Linked DNA regions of Homo sapiens: region 1 is linked to region 2. Evidence: read pairs that join two places in POLR2A ChIA-PET (ENCODE). Cell type or tissue: endothelial cell of umbilical vein. All regions are shown on one strand. Links, peaks and the distances in the headings refer to the core of each region. The heading gives the core; the rest is flanking DNA. Region 1 overlaps TRAM2 (translocation associated membrane protein 2). Region 2 overlaps EFHC1 (EF-hand domain containing 1).

Region 1 (6,499 bases), core at 1,520-5,519, 62 kb after region 2:
GGGCAAGGCACAATGCTACTGGAGATGAAAGCAATTACGAGACCCGCTTCCTTCTCTCAAAGGCTCAGGACCAGAATCCAGAGTCAGGCTATACATCTATCTACTCCAACTCCATTATCACGAAGACGATAAAACCAACCACTCTTCTTTGAATATTTACTGCAAGCCAGGCAAGGTAAAGGCATTTTACACAATCACATCAAATAATCCTCAGCAACCCTGCAAGGAGCGACAATGACATCTAACGTGTGAGATCTTATGAAATGCCAGGCACTGTGCTAAACGCCAAACAGGATTACCTCATCTAACCTCCAACTCTATAAGGAACTGCTACATTACTACTATTCACTGAACTTCTATCACCTGCCAGGAACTGCTCTGAACACTTACAGAAATGATCTCACTTAATGCTCCCAGAGGCCCTAATGTGCAGAAAAGTGAGGCCCAAAAAGCTTAAGCAACACGCCCCAAGGCACACAGTTAATAAGCCCCAGAAGCGGGACTAGAATCCAAGATCCATCTGACCGTGACATCTGGACTGTTAATCACCATGCTACCTGAACGATGTGCCTAAGATCTAATGATCAAAATGAGACCTTGATGCATAAAGGGTTCATTTTAAGACAAGAGATGTCATAGATCAGGACAGCGTTAGGCAAAGGGCAAGTGGAAGCTCCTTTGCTTTCTCCAGGGCAAAGACCATGTCTTTATTTATCTCCATACCCACAGTGTTCTTGGCACAAAGGAGAGACCCAAAAAACATCTGTTAGTGCCCTGGGTTTGGAGATTTCTGGACCTTCTCTGAGAAGATTTCTGCGAGGCGGTGATTTGAGCCAGAAACATGTACAGAAAGTGGATAAAAGGGGGCAGGTGAGGGTTAGAACAGAATCATGATGGCACTGAGAAAGGACTGGAGAAGGCCTAGAGATACAATGGTTTAGCTTAGGATAGTCATAACGGCTTTACGGGGGCTGTCCACCGTGTGGTCCAACTTCAGATCTCAGCTGTGCCCATTTGTTTCAAATGAACTAGTCTAAAATGGAAGAAACGATATCTGGCCCTCAGACCCCTTAAAGCTTTCCTTCCCTTCCTTCCCTCCTTCCCTCCCTTCCCTCCTTCCCTCCCTCCCTCCCTTCCTTCCAAAAGCTGCCCAAAATCAACTGTCTGTCTCCTGAGTTCATCAGTGGGGATACCATCTATTCCAGCATGGTGCGCATTTCAAAGCTTTGCTTCCCACAATGATTCAAGCCAAGATAAAGAAATGATTGTCTCCCTCAAAGTATAAAGGAGGCAACATCGTAACATAAAATTTGAAAGTCTCTTCAGCCACAAAACTCTAAAAAACCATCTCATATTTCATAATTAAACAATTAAATTTCATCAGTTACCTAACAAATACGGGAGTCCAAGCTCCTGCATGTGAAACAGTCAAGAAAGCCATTTCCTGTTGGATACAGATACTCAAAGACTAGTAGTAATTAGACACGGTGATTAGAATTCCATTTATGCTGCACCAGAAACTCCTCTTGGTCCCTGAGGGCTAGGGTGCAAATCACTGGGGCAAGAGAAGGAAATGGGTTTAAGTGGTGCTTGAGTATTATCTGAACCAGCCAAAAGATGGAAGTGGAAGCATTTAATGCGCCATCACTTTAAGAAGCAATGGTGATTCTAAATCTCACCAGAAATCAGGGCAAGAGTAGCTTAAAGTTAGATGTGTTGCACTATTTGGCTTATTACAATCAGGAAACGTCTGTCCAAAAGTCCTATTCTCAGAGATGGTAGTATTTCAGGGACATCAGTTTAGCTTTGCCACCCTTTGATTGCCTGTTGTCATATATGAGGTAGGAGTCAAACAGAAGGCAGAATAGCATCTGTAAGTTCTACTGGGCTGCACAATGCTCCATCCTACCCTGTGTCCCAGAACAGACAGCTTCACCTTTATGGAGTACTTCAGTGGGCTTCCGATGGAATCTGCAGAACATGAGAGAGCATGAAAGGGGTATTCATCACCTGGCTCCTTTCCTGCTGGACAGTTCTGGCAGTCACTGCAACCCTCCACCAAAACTCCAGCCCCTCCCCTTCAACCACAGCTCTCAATGGTATTTCCTCTCTCCCTTCCTTCTTAGTTCTAGATCCATGCTATCCTCAGCCCCTTCAAGCTTAGGGATAGCTCCCCACGTTCGCAAGCCTTAGAATGCTTTACTGTTCCTTATCTGTTTCCCCTGAGCCAGTCCACGCCCTTGTTAATAGTGCCTACATAACCATTCCTCAATTACCCCACCTGTTTCCTGTTGGGACTCTGACTGATGGAGATATGCTACTCAAATAAAAGAATACTAACACCATATGATAATAATTAACCTCATCAACGTAACTGCTGGCAATGGGACACTATTTTTATTTTTTATTTTTATTTTTTTTGCGACAGGGTTTCACTCCCGTCATCCAGACTGGAGTGCAGTGGCAAGATCTTAGTTCACTGCAGCCTCTGCCTCCCAGGCTCACGTGATTCTCCTGCCTCAGCCTCCCGAATAGCTAGGATTACAGGAATGCACCACCACACCCGGCTAATTTTTGTACTTTTAGTAGAGATGGGGTTTCATCATGTTGGCCAGGCTGTTCTTGAACTCCTGGCCTCAAGAGATCCACCTGCCTTGGCCTCCCACCTGCCTTGGCCTCCCAAAGTGCTGGGATTACAGGAGTGTGCCACCATGCCCAACCGAATAGGACACTTTAAACCAGCAAAATTATCCTCCACACACATCCTGGTACTACCCCTCATGAAACGCATGGGAGGCAGACAAATCGCCACTCTTTATGGGCCATCTAATTTCCAAAGGACCAACAGTGTTGATAACCCACTTCAGAAATGGTTTTCTTTAGGCATGACACCCTGGGACTGGCTTCTCACAAACTCAGATCAAGATAAACCACTGTGGTGGACGAACAGTTTCCTGCCTGAGTTTTTCAAGGGGGCCTTTACTGAGGCAGGAGGAGGTGAATATAGGATTTTGAGGACACCACTGGCCTCAGGCTGCAGTGACAAATATGAGTCCTGGCTTCATGAACACTCGATCACATAGCTTTATTATTTTGGAAAAACATATCCGTTATGAATGGGGACTGGCTCTACACTAACCAATAATGTCTCCTAATTAATATCTGATCTGTTTCAGCCCGGAAGGCAAAGGATCTTTTACCTTTATGTGCTCAGAGTGCCACACAGGGTTGCTTGGATGTAGGGATTACGCTGCTAGTCCCTAGCCATTTACCTCCCTTTCACAAAGGGATTCTTTCTAACGTTTTCAGGATAGAGCAGCAACTGGAGTGAGGGTGGGCATGCAGGGGAGGGTGAATGAGGGAGGAGAGAAAGTCTGCAAACAAACGGGCCACTTATCTCCAGGAGTCTTTCTACCTTTTCCTACAGCTGAGTAGCTTGGGGGCAGGTTGTCTGCCAAGCTTCCCTGGCCCGTGTAAACACTCTGGCACCAGCTGGGGTTTGGAATCTGCTGAGTCTCTGCCAGCTGGCAACCTGGAGATGGGTCAGATTAAAGGAATGCATAATGAAGAAGTGGGTGGGAGACAGAGGCTGTATTTACACAGAGGGGGTCTGCAGGGGTCAGTACGGCGCTAGCCAAAGGGGCCTCTGGAAGTGGAAAAATAGGAAGGGAAGAGGAAGGGGTTTCAATGTGCCCAAGCACCATGCCCCACCCAACTGGCCCAAGACTGTTATGTTCATTTATTTTTTTCCTTTTAAAAACTGACTTCTTTGTCCCCTTCTCAGTCCCCCACAGCATCTCCCAAGCCAATTACACACAGCCCTTTGAAAGGTTTGCAGCTGGCCGCTCGAGAAGGCTCAGCGTGATCAGACAACACGGACACTTGATCTTCTGAGATCCCAATTTGGGAACGTTAACACGGAAACCCTAGCCACGTGCTGACAAGCAGGCCCTGGGCCACATTCTGCCCCAGACTGAGCCCTGGCAAGAGGAGAGGGCACAGATAGCCAGCAGTCTCAGGCAGCCATCCTGGCTTCCAGCCTTAAAGAGAGCGAGATTCCAGGCTCCTCCCCCATGCAAAGCCCAGGGGGCACGGATGCAGAGAGGACAGCCCTGGGACAGGACCAACAGGCTCCCCAGCCCTTTCACTACCCCGAGGAGGCAACGAAGACAAGAACAGACTGAAATCTGTTGGGTACTTGGTGGCCACACCTGCTAGGAAGGCCACCTGCAGCTCTACTGAAGCCCATGCAAATAGGTAAAGCTCAAATGGCTGTACATATATTACTAAGAGGAAGCAGAAGGGAGAAAAGTGCAGTGAGGAGGCAAGAGACCTGTTCCCTGACAGCTCAGCCACAAACCCGACGGGCTGCTTCCAGCTGCTCCCATCCACCTCACTGGGCCTCAGAGTTCTCATGTTTTAAGGGTGTTCTCTGAAGTCCCTTTGTATCCACGGATTCTTCCCCATGCTTCTGTGACACGGCTTCACTTCCAGGCTCCCAGTGCAAGCCTCAGCTCTTCTTGCTTTCTTGGAAATCTCTGCTGTAGCAGCCACTTCTATTCCGGCGACACTCAGATCTACTTTTCCTGCTGAAATCTTTCTCCCCAGGATGGGAGGTGGGAGGCTGCATCTTTACCTACATAGTGCATGATTAACTCCCGTTCAACATGCCAAACCTGGTGCCCAGGAGAAAGCTCTATACTTGCCTATGTCCCAGGCTGCAGTCAAAGACTCCCCACCTTTCCTTATAGCCCCTTGTTGGCTTTTTCCTTTACTATTTTATTAAATCCATCATTTCTACTCCCAATGCTGCTAAGAGCTTCATATTCTCATTTGCCACCAGCCTGTAGGAGAGACTTCTAACTGGATCCTCAGCCTCAAGACTCAAAACCCCTTCCTCCCCTCCCACTATCCATAGCTAGAATAGCCAGGCATATACACACAAACATACACGCACACACCACAGCCCCTCCATTGCCTTCTGCTGCTTAAAGGATAATGTCTAACTCTTTAATCTGGCATTCCTAATCCTCCCTGCCTCTCCACATTTGATTATCACAACTTTCCAAACTAATATGATAGTCCTGGATGTCCTAAAGGATATATTAAGGATATTATTCCATTAAATACTCTCCAAGATCAACAAATGTATTTGGTAGAGAAATATGTAACTCATTAATACTATATGAAGGCTCTGACAAGTCCTGCAATAAAGAAACAGTAAAGAAACAGCCTAGCATTTCCCAGGGCAATCTGGCCCAGGAACCCTTGTGTAGCAGCATGTGTAGTAGCCGCTTTCTTTGATTCTCTGAATGTCCTTTCTTGCCTGCACTCCAGCCATCTGCTCTGCCTTCCATTTGTTCATCTGCCTTGGCTTTCCTTTGAGAGCCTGCTCCAGCCTCACCTCCTCCTTCCTCCTCCCCATTCTACCATCACTCCTCTTGGCTGCTTCCTCCTCACACCTGAAGCACTCACTGCCTGTACCTCTTTGTTGAGAGATAGTAGAGCACAATAGTTAAGAGCCCAGATTTTGGATTCAGAAAGACCTGTGTCAAAATCCCAATTCTGCCCTCACTAACTCTGAAATGGAGTTGTTCAGTTGCTTGGTGTAGACAGAGATAGAATCCATAAAGAGGACTATGGAGGGGACTAGTGGGATTAGAAGGTCAAATGTAGCACAAGGCCTAGCACATCACAGGTATTCAATAAATAACAATTAGTCATTCTTCCTCTTGTTTTTTATCATTGCTTTGTCATTTATCATTTTCTGGGTTCTCCTGCCCCTACCCTTTGCATAAATCAAGCTTAACAAATACGTGCTGATAAGCCACCAGCAGCAACAGCTCCATCTTCCATGGGACAGCAGGAAGACACCCCAACCTGCCAGCCCTGAGCACACCATCCGCCCCAGCACACCATCTGCCCCAGCCTACCAGCCCTGAGCAAGAGGCTCTCCCAGGCAATCAAGTCCTAGAACTTCACAGAACCCCTCAATGTTACCACCCAGCCCTGTCCCCACCGCCTGTTTGCTTACTGCACCCCTGGGAAGGGATGCGGAGGCAGGGCATCCCACTTTGGTTTTGAAAACCAAAGTGGGCCAGGCGCGGTGACTCCCACCTCTAATCCCAGCACTTTGGGAAGTAGAGGCAGATGGATCACCTGAGGTCAGGAGTTCGAGACCAGCCTGGCCAACATGGTGAAAACCTGTCTCTACTAAAAATACAAAATTAGGCGTGGTGGTGCGTGTCTGTAATCCCAGCTACTCGGGTGGCTGAGGCAAGAGAATCGCTTGAATCCAGGAGGCAGAGGTTGCAGTGAGCAGATATCATGTCACTGCACTCCAGCCTGGGCAACAGAGTGAGACCCCATCTCAAAAAAAAAAAAAAAAAAAGAAAGAAAGAAAACCAAAGTGAACAGATCTCACCCAAACCCAAAAGCTGACTGGGTAACTTATTTCCACAGCCTCTCAATGGGGCAGCAATGGGCTACTGTGTTGGGG
Region 2 (6,499 bases), core at 1,249-5,248:
ACTTCTAGCTACTTTTCCCATGAGAATTTTCCAAATATTCTCATTTTCTTTTCCATTTTCTTTAAGGAGATAGAAGTAATTGGTTTCAAATATGAGATCAAATGATCCAATGTGGGCTTCATCAGTTTTCTCACCCTTCATCTTAGAATGTTTCTCTACTATCACTCTTCTTCTCTTTACCTTCTTTTGTCAGAGATAAGTAACTCCTCCTATTTCTTCAAATCTAATTCTTCTATTTTGTGTCTGTAACCACTTTCCTCCTGACTGCTCCAGAATCTTTTTGACTTTTTTTAATGACTGCTTCATAAATTGCTTTCTTGAAGGTCATTGGTTGTTTCCAAGTATAATGGACTCTTCTCATTTAGTCATTAATTCAACAGATATTTGAGCTTATACCATATACCAAACTTTATATTAAATGCTTAGGCAATTATATGAGAGAATAGGGAGCTCATAATCTAGAGCAAGGGTTGGCAATTTTTTTTTTTTTAAGTGAAGGGACAGGTAGTAAGTAGTTTAGGCTTTGTGGGTCATACCTTCTTTGGCATGACTACTCAACTCTACCCTTACAGCGTGAAAGCAGCCGTAAACAATACATAAATGAATAGGAGTGGCTATATTTCAATAAAATTTTATGTATAAAAAATAGGCAGCAGGTTGGCTTTGGCCTGGGTGTCATAGTTTGCTGACCCCTTGGTATAGTCTTTAGTTTTTCTGATCTACATATAATATTGATTACTCTTTATTACCCCTCTTTTGAAATCCTCTCTTGAGTTCTGGAAATTCAAAGTTTCTGGTAGTCCTACCTCTCTTAAAGCCTATTGTGTGTGTCTTTCCTACTTCCGTCTACTAGGTTGGCATTTCTCAAGGTCCTGTTTTTGGTCCTTTTGCTTGCCTTCTCTAAACTTTCTAGACATTGCAGTATCTGAATTGCTCTCCATTCTGCTGAATCTATTTTCAACATGTCTTTGTCCATCTGAGCCACCAGCATCTCCCACTTTGTACAACTAAAAATGAAGCCATTGTCATTTTCATCTTTCTAGCACACCTGCTCTTCCTTATTCCTTCTTTTTGCTTATCTGTCTCATTTTCTAAGTGGAGGACTTTGCCAGGATGCTCATAGCAAAATATTCTAAGAGCACACAGAAAACTGTGACATCCCTCTTACCTCTGGAAGATTAGCCACTCTATAAAACACGTTCACTTTTATGGAAGTTATGGAAGGTCATTGGAGGGCTTGGCACAGAGTTCAACTAGCATGTTAGGACCTCCGGCCACCTCTCAGTTGGCAGTCCCTGTTGGACATAACCAGCTGGCCCCTCTGTTTTCTTGTTGAGCCATGTGAGCAAACCTTGCCCTGTAACTTGCAGCTCTTTTCCAGAGTGTGCCCTGACTTGGGCTTTGGCAATAAAGTAGGGGCTGTAACTTTAACTAGCTCTTCCTTAAACAGTACCACCTATTGCCATCTATCTGTGAATTTACTCCATCTTGCTCAAAGGCAGCAGATGCCATGGGTATTTTTCCTGCTGTATAAAGGGGAATGGGAATCTGGCTTCTTTGGGAAAGGGAGAGTTATTGTCTCTTTCCCCAAATGATTGGATGATCACATTTTAACTTTATATGTTTCATGGCTCTAGTTCTTGGAAACACATGCAAGATTGAGGTTTGACTGCTTTCTGCCACTAAAATAGCTCCCTGGTGGTCATTCATAATTTAGTATATATGATTTGAATTACATTCATCAGATAAACACATTCTGCTTCTATAATTAATAATGCCAGAGAGCATTTAGATATTGGGGATTATTACAACAATTTTTATTGTTCTTGGCTTACTACAAAAGTAACACATGACCAGAATTTGAAAATTTAGGGAATAAAAATCTAGGTAATAGAAATGGAAATAAACAAAAATTTTTGAAAATCTTATAACTCAGAGATAACTGCTTCTAATATTTTGTTTTTAAAGATGCATATAAAGTGGAAAATTCTGTAATACTATTTTGCTTTTTTCACTTGATAGTCTATCATGAACCCTTGTGAAATGAAATATTTGAAGACACAGATATGAAGGGACCAAGGAAAAGCTTTGTTCCTACCCCATCTTTCATGTACCCACTTCTTACCCTCCACTCCCCATAGGTAACTACCTCTTTCATTTATTTTTTTGAATATCTTTTCAGAGTTTCTTTAAATAATATAAGCAACTTTAAGTATATACTCTTATTCCCCCACAACTTTTATAACACAAGGTAACACTCTATACATACTTTTATGTCTTGAGTTTCTCACTAAAAATATCTTTATACTCTTTCTGCAGCATTGTCAATGGCTGCAGTATTATTCTGTTGCTTTATTGTAGTGTAAATTATTTAATTCCCTATTTTTGGACATTTAGACTATCTCAAAACAATCTTATAGATGTATCTTTGCATACAACCCATGATTATTTCCTTAGGATAAATTATTTGAGATTATTTGCTGGACTTTTGCTTCATGTTTCCAAATTTTTCCTGAAAGGTTATTCCACTTTATACCTTCCCCAGCAAGACTTGCCAGCAGGTAAAAGAGGGAAATAAGTTAAACAGAGGCTATTTGCAACAGTGAACTTTAAAAATATTATACGCAAGAAAAGTAAATACAGAAAAGCAATGGTAGATTGATAGTTTTCAAGTTACGGAAGGAGAGGAATTCAGTGAGAGGTGACTGGGCATAATTGAGAGAATATGTTGGAACTGGAGTGGGATGTGAGTGCTAGTTTTGCCGCTGACATGGGATCTGGGATCAGTCACTCGGGTCTTCAAATGTGTTTTCTCATCACTGAAAGAGGGAAGAATGCTTACTGACTTTATGTGGCCCATTTTGTTCTAAAAGGATTTATGAAGATGAAATATGAGGGAATCTTTCAGCTCTAAAATTTTTAATTTTATAACTGTACCTTCATGTTCAGAGGAAATAAAAATTGAGCCTCTACTTATTGTGGTTGTTTTTTGAAGGGTTAGACCTCTCTCTTCCCAACACCCTGTGTTACTATTCTCTCTTAATTTCAGTAAATGCTAAGCCCAAACTTCTCACTCTACCTCACAGAGCAATCTCTTAGCTTCCATAGATAACCTTTCACAAAATTCAGTGTGAATTGGAGAGGGAATAATATTAAAACTATAAAAGGTTGATTCTTGGCTACAGATCTATAGCTATATATTTATATCTATCATCTCTCTTTATATATATCACTCAGGCATTTAGTTGTAGATGAGGAAACATTAATCTGCAACAGTAGTAAGAGACAATGATGTGATTCTCACAGATACCAAATTTGGCATGGTGGTGGTATTAGATTTGCCTCCTTGTGATGCAGTGATTAACAGATGGCAGGAAAGGAGGCTGAGCAAGAAGGGAGGAAATTCAAAAACTGCCCCCAGTCGGGCCTTCCTGATGTGGAGGTCAGCTATCGGCCTGTGGGCAAGTGTTCAGTTATTGGTCAGCTCAGTCTCAAAGCTGTGATTAGAAGCTTCCCTGATTTCATCAAGTAAGAACTTTGGTCACCGAGATGAGACTGATCAAGAATAAATACCATGTGCAGTCATTTCCTTCCTTTCTCTACAGCAAGCAAACTGAAAAGGATCCAGGCGTGCAGGAATTGGAAGCATTAATAGACACAATTCAGAAGCAACTGAAAGATCACTCATGCAAAGACAACATTCGTGAGGCATTTCAAATTTATGACAAGGAAGCTTCAGGATATGTGGACAGAGACATGTTCTTTAAAATCTGTGAATCGCTTAACGTCCCAGTGGATGACTCCTTGGTTAAGGAGGTCAGTATGAATTACTCTTCTGAGTTCATTGCAGAGGCTAGGCACTGATCATTCTTTTCTAAAGGCAATTGTGTGTGTATTTCACTACAACTGGGCCAGATTTAGGATGTTCAGATCAGATCTACTATTCTGTCCTGATTAGGTATTGCCCGTTGATTCTAGCATTGGTATTCTTTTCTAATTGCTGTTGCAGGGCATCTCTTTAAGTGGGCCTGGGGCTGGACAACACAGAGTGGTTAGTAGACCAACATGTCAGGACTGAAGAAGGGCAACAGAGACGATCCAGGAGGGGTGGCTACCAAGGGGAGACTCAAAGATAAGTTGATAGAGCAGACTGGTTGGCAGCCTTTGATACCCTTCACAGCTGATACCTACACTGGCCCATCAGTAGGGTTAGCATGAAAGAAGGCATGACCACTGCAGGAGGGCTGTGGCATCTGTCAGTAGTGGTAGCATGGCCAGCAGCTGATGGAGGAAGGGCATGGAAGTTTTCTTCCTTGAATTTTCATAAGTGAGTTGAAGGGGGACTTTCATGCCTTTTCTTCATTATAAACCCTTTAGCCAGGGTTCCCTTGGAAGTCAGAACAAAGTCCCCCTGAGAAATGCCAAGGACTGTGGCTTATGATCATTGAGACATTCTTACTGATTAAAAATATTGAGATTCTGAGGCCTTTTTAAAGATCTTTTAGCCAAAACAGGTGTTCAGAATTTAAGAGTCATTTAGGAAAGGGTTTGGTTTAGGGCTAGTGACTAGGTTGGAGATGAGGATTTTTCATAGACAGAAACATTAGCAGGGAGTGAGTAGGAGGGCAGATAGAAGAGTATTTGTTCATGTGGACCAAACACACATTTAGCTCCCCAAATTTTAGGTTGACAGCATGCCCAACTTTTGATTTTCAAATTCTTCATACTGTCTGATGTGGGAACTGACATGGGAGAGAGGGATGGCAGTCATTGGCAAGTGGAGCAGGGAAGTGGGGGTGGGACAGATTTGCACATCTTATAAAAATAACCACAGAAAATCAGTCTGTTACCAGTCACAGTCGAGTTTTAAGGGACACAGGTTGAGCAGTGGCATAACCAGACCCTTCCGTTAGGCTGTGGTAGCAAGAGCCTGCTATTTAAAAAGTCTTACTCCTCATGAGCTGAGTGGACAGTCTTTTATTTGAATATAAAAACAACTAAAAGTGCTTTTATAAATATGGATGTTAGTTCTGAAATCTTGGGAAATGTGGCAGACTGCCACGGTTACTTGAGACATCTCTACGACAATTACTACTGTTACTACTTGAGACCGTCATTACGAGAGTTAACGAAGGAAGATGAAAGCAGAAATGAAAACTTAAAACAAAAGTAACTATTTTAAAGGAAGGGAAAGAAGAGAGCTCCCTGCTTCTAGTGAGCAAAGGCAACCGCCCGAGCTGCTACAGCCCTTCATATTTATTGGGTAGAAAGAGCAGGGATTAATTGATCACAGGTTCACATTATTGCTAACAGGCTTCAGATGTGTCTAATCACAAGAAACACTTGTGCCTGGGTCGTGACTGCCTTCAGCGTTCCTTCTGGGCAGCAGACGCAGTTTGTCAGTTTGCCAACATCCTGCTTTCATGAGAAACAGTTTACTGTTTACTCATAGAGCCTCCAGTGGTATACTGAGTTGATCATGACGCTCATTCTTTCGGCCTTCAACAGGGAAGGTCATTTACTCCATCCAGCTTTGGTTTCATTAAGTGTAAGATGGGGATAATGTCTGTCCTACCTGCCAGGTTCACAGGATCATTTCAGAATCAACTTGAGGATACAAAAATTCTGAACTGATTTACAAAGGCTCGGGATCATTATGCATAAGCGCACTCTGCAGTTGAGCTGACGGAAGCCCTGCAGATCTGTCTCACCTATTCTCTTTGCTCTCTCTGCAGTTAATCAGGATGTGCTCTCATGGAGAAGGCAAAATTAACTACTATAACTTTGTTCGTGCTTTCTCAAACTGACCTGCTGATGAGAAAATGCAAGACAATTTTTGATACTGGAACTATGCTTTGAAATACACCTTACACTCTTCATAGAGGCATTTACAGGGTTCCTGAAGTTTTATTTCTGTTTTGGTTCTTCTTTCACTCCTACTGAAGTCGAAACTAAATTGGATCTAATAGGATCTAAGATTGGTGCCTTATTTAGGGTGATAGGGGTATAGCAATGTCTAATTTTGTGTGTCAAATTGACTTGGCCACAGGGGGCCCAAATATTTCCTTTCTTTCTTTTTAAAAAAATAAATTTTTTTAGAGATGGGATCTCACTCTGTCATACAGGCTGGAGTGTGGTGGCACTATCCTAGTTCTATGAAGCCTCAGACTCCTGGGCTCAAGTGATCCTCCCACTTCAACCTCCCCAGTAGCTGGGACAACAGGCTCAAGCCACCATGCCCAGCTAATTTTTAAAATTATTTTGTAGAGACAAGGTCTTGCTAGGTTGCCTGAACTTGTCTCAAACTCATGAGCTCCAGAAATTCTCCCACCTCAGCCTCCAAAAGTGCTGGGATTATAGGCATGAGCCACTGTGCCCAGCCTCAGATATTTCATTATTCTGGGGGTTTCTCTGAAGGTATTTTTCGATGAGATAAACATTTGAATCAGAAGACTAAGTAAAACAGATAGTCCTCCCTAATGTGGGTGGGCCTCCTCCA

Evidence for each region. Peaks named below come from ENCODE experiments on the same cell type or tissue, not always from the same donor. Only the 100,000 strongest peaks of a DNase experiment are listed, where the experiment ranks them.
Region 1: POLR2A ChIA-PET joins it to region 2 with 5 read pairs; 6 of 35 experiments call an interaction of 5 or more read pairs at or near these places.

What each region holds. Positions count from the first base shown.
Region 1 is chr6:52,548,148-52,554,646 of GRCh38, forward strand. The region is part of intron 1 of TRAM2 (translocation associated membrane protein 2); the gene reads right to left. Among named protein-coding and RNA genes, the nearest start is that of TRAM2, 26 kb to the right of the region's middle. RefSeq lists an enhancer at 4,070-4,239. In endothelial cell of umbilical vein, for the core only: no CTCF peak of the experiment used is centred there; DNase peaks (open chromatin) are centred at 2,274 and 3,504; H3K27ac peaks cover 3,299 bases.
Region 2 is chr6:52,486,535-52,493,033 of GRCh38, forward strand. It overlaps EFHC1 (EF-hand domain containing 1), which reads left to right. Exons shown (of 11, transcript NM_018100.4): 10 at 3,606-3,816; 11 at 5,736-6,499. The coding sequence ends at 5,807. Among named protein-coding and RNA genes, the nearest start is that of EFHC1, 69 kb to the left of the region's middle. In endothelial cell of umbilical vein, for the core only: no CTCF peak of the experiment used is centred there; a DNase peak (open chromatin) is centred at 3,537; H3K27ac peaks cover 2,651 bases.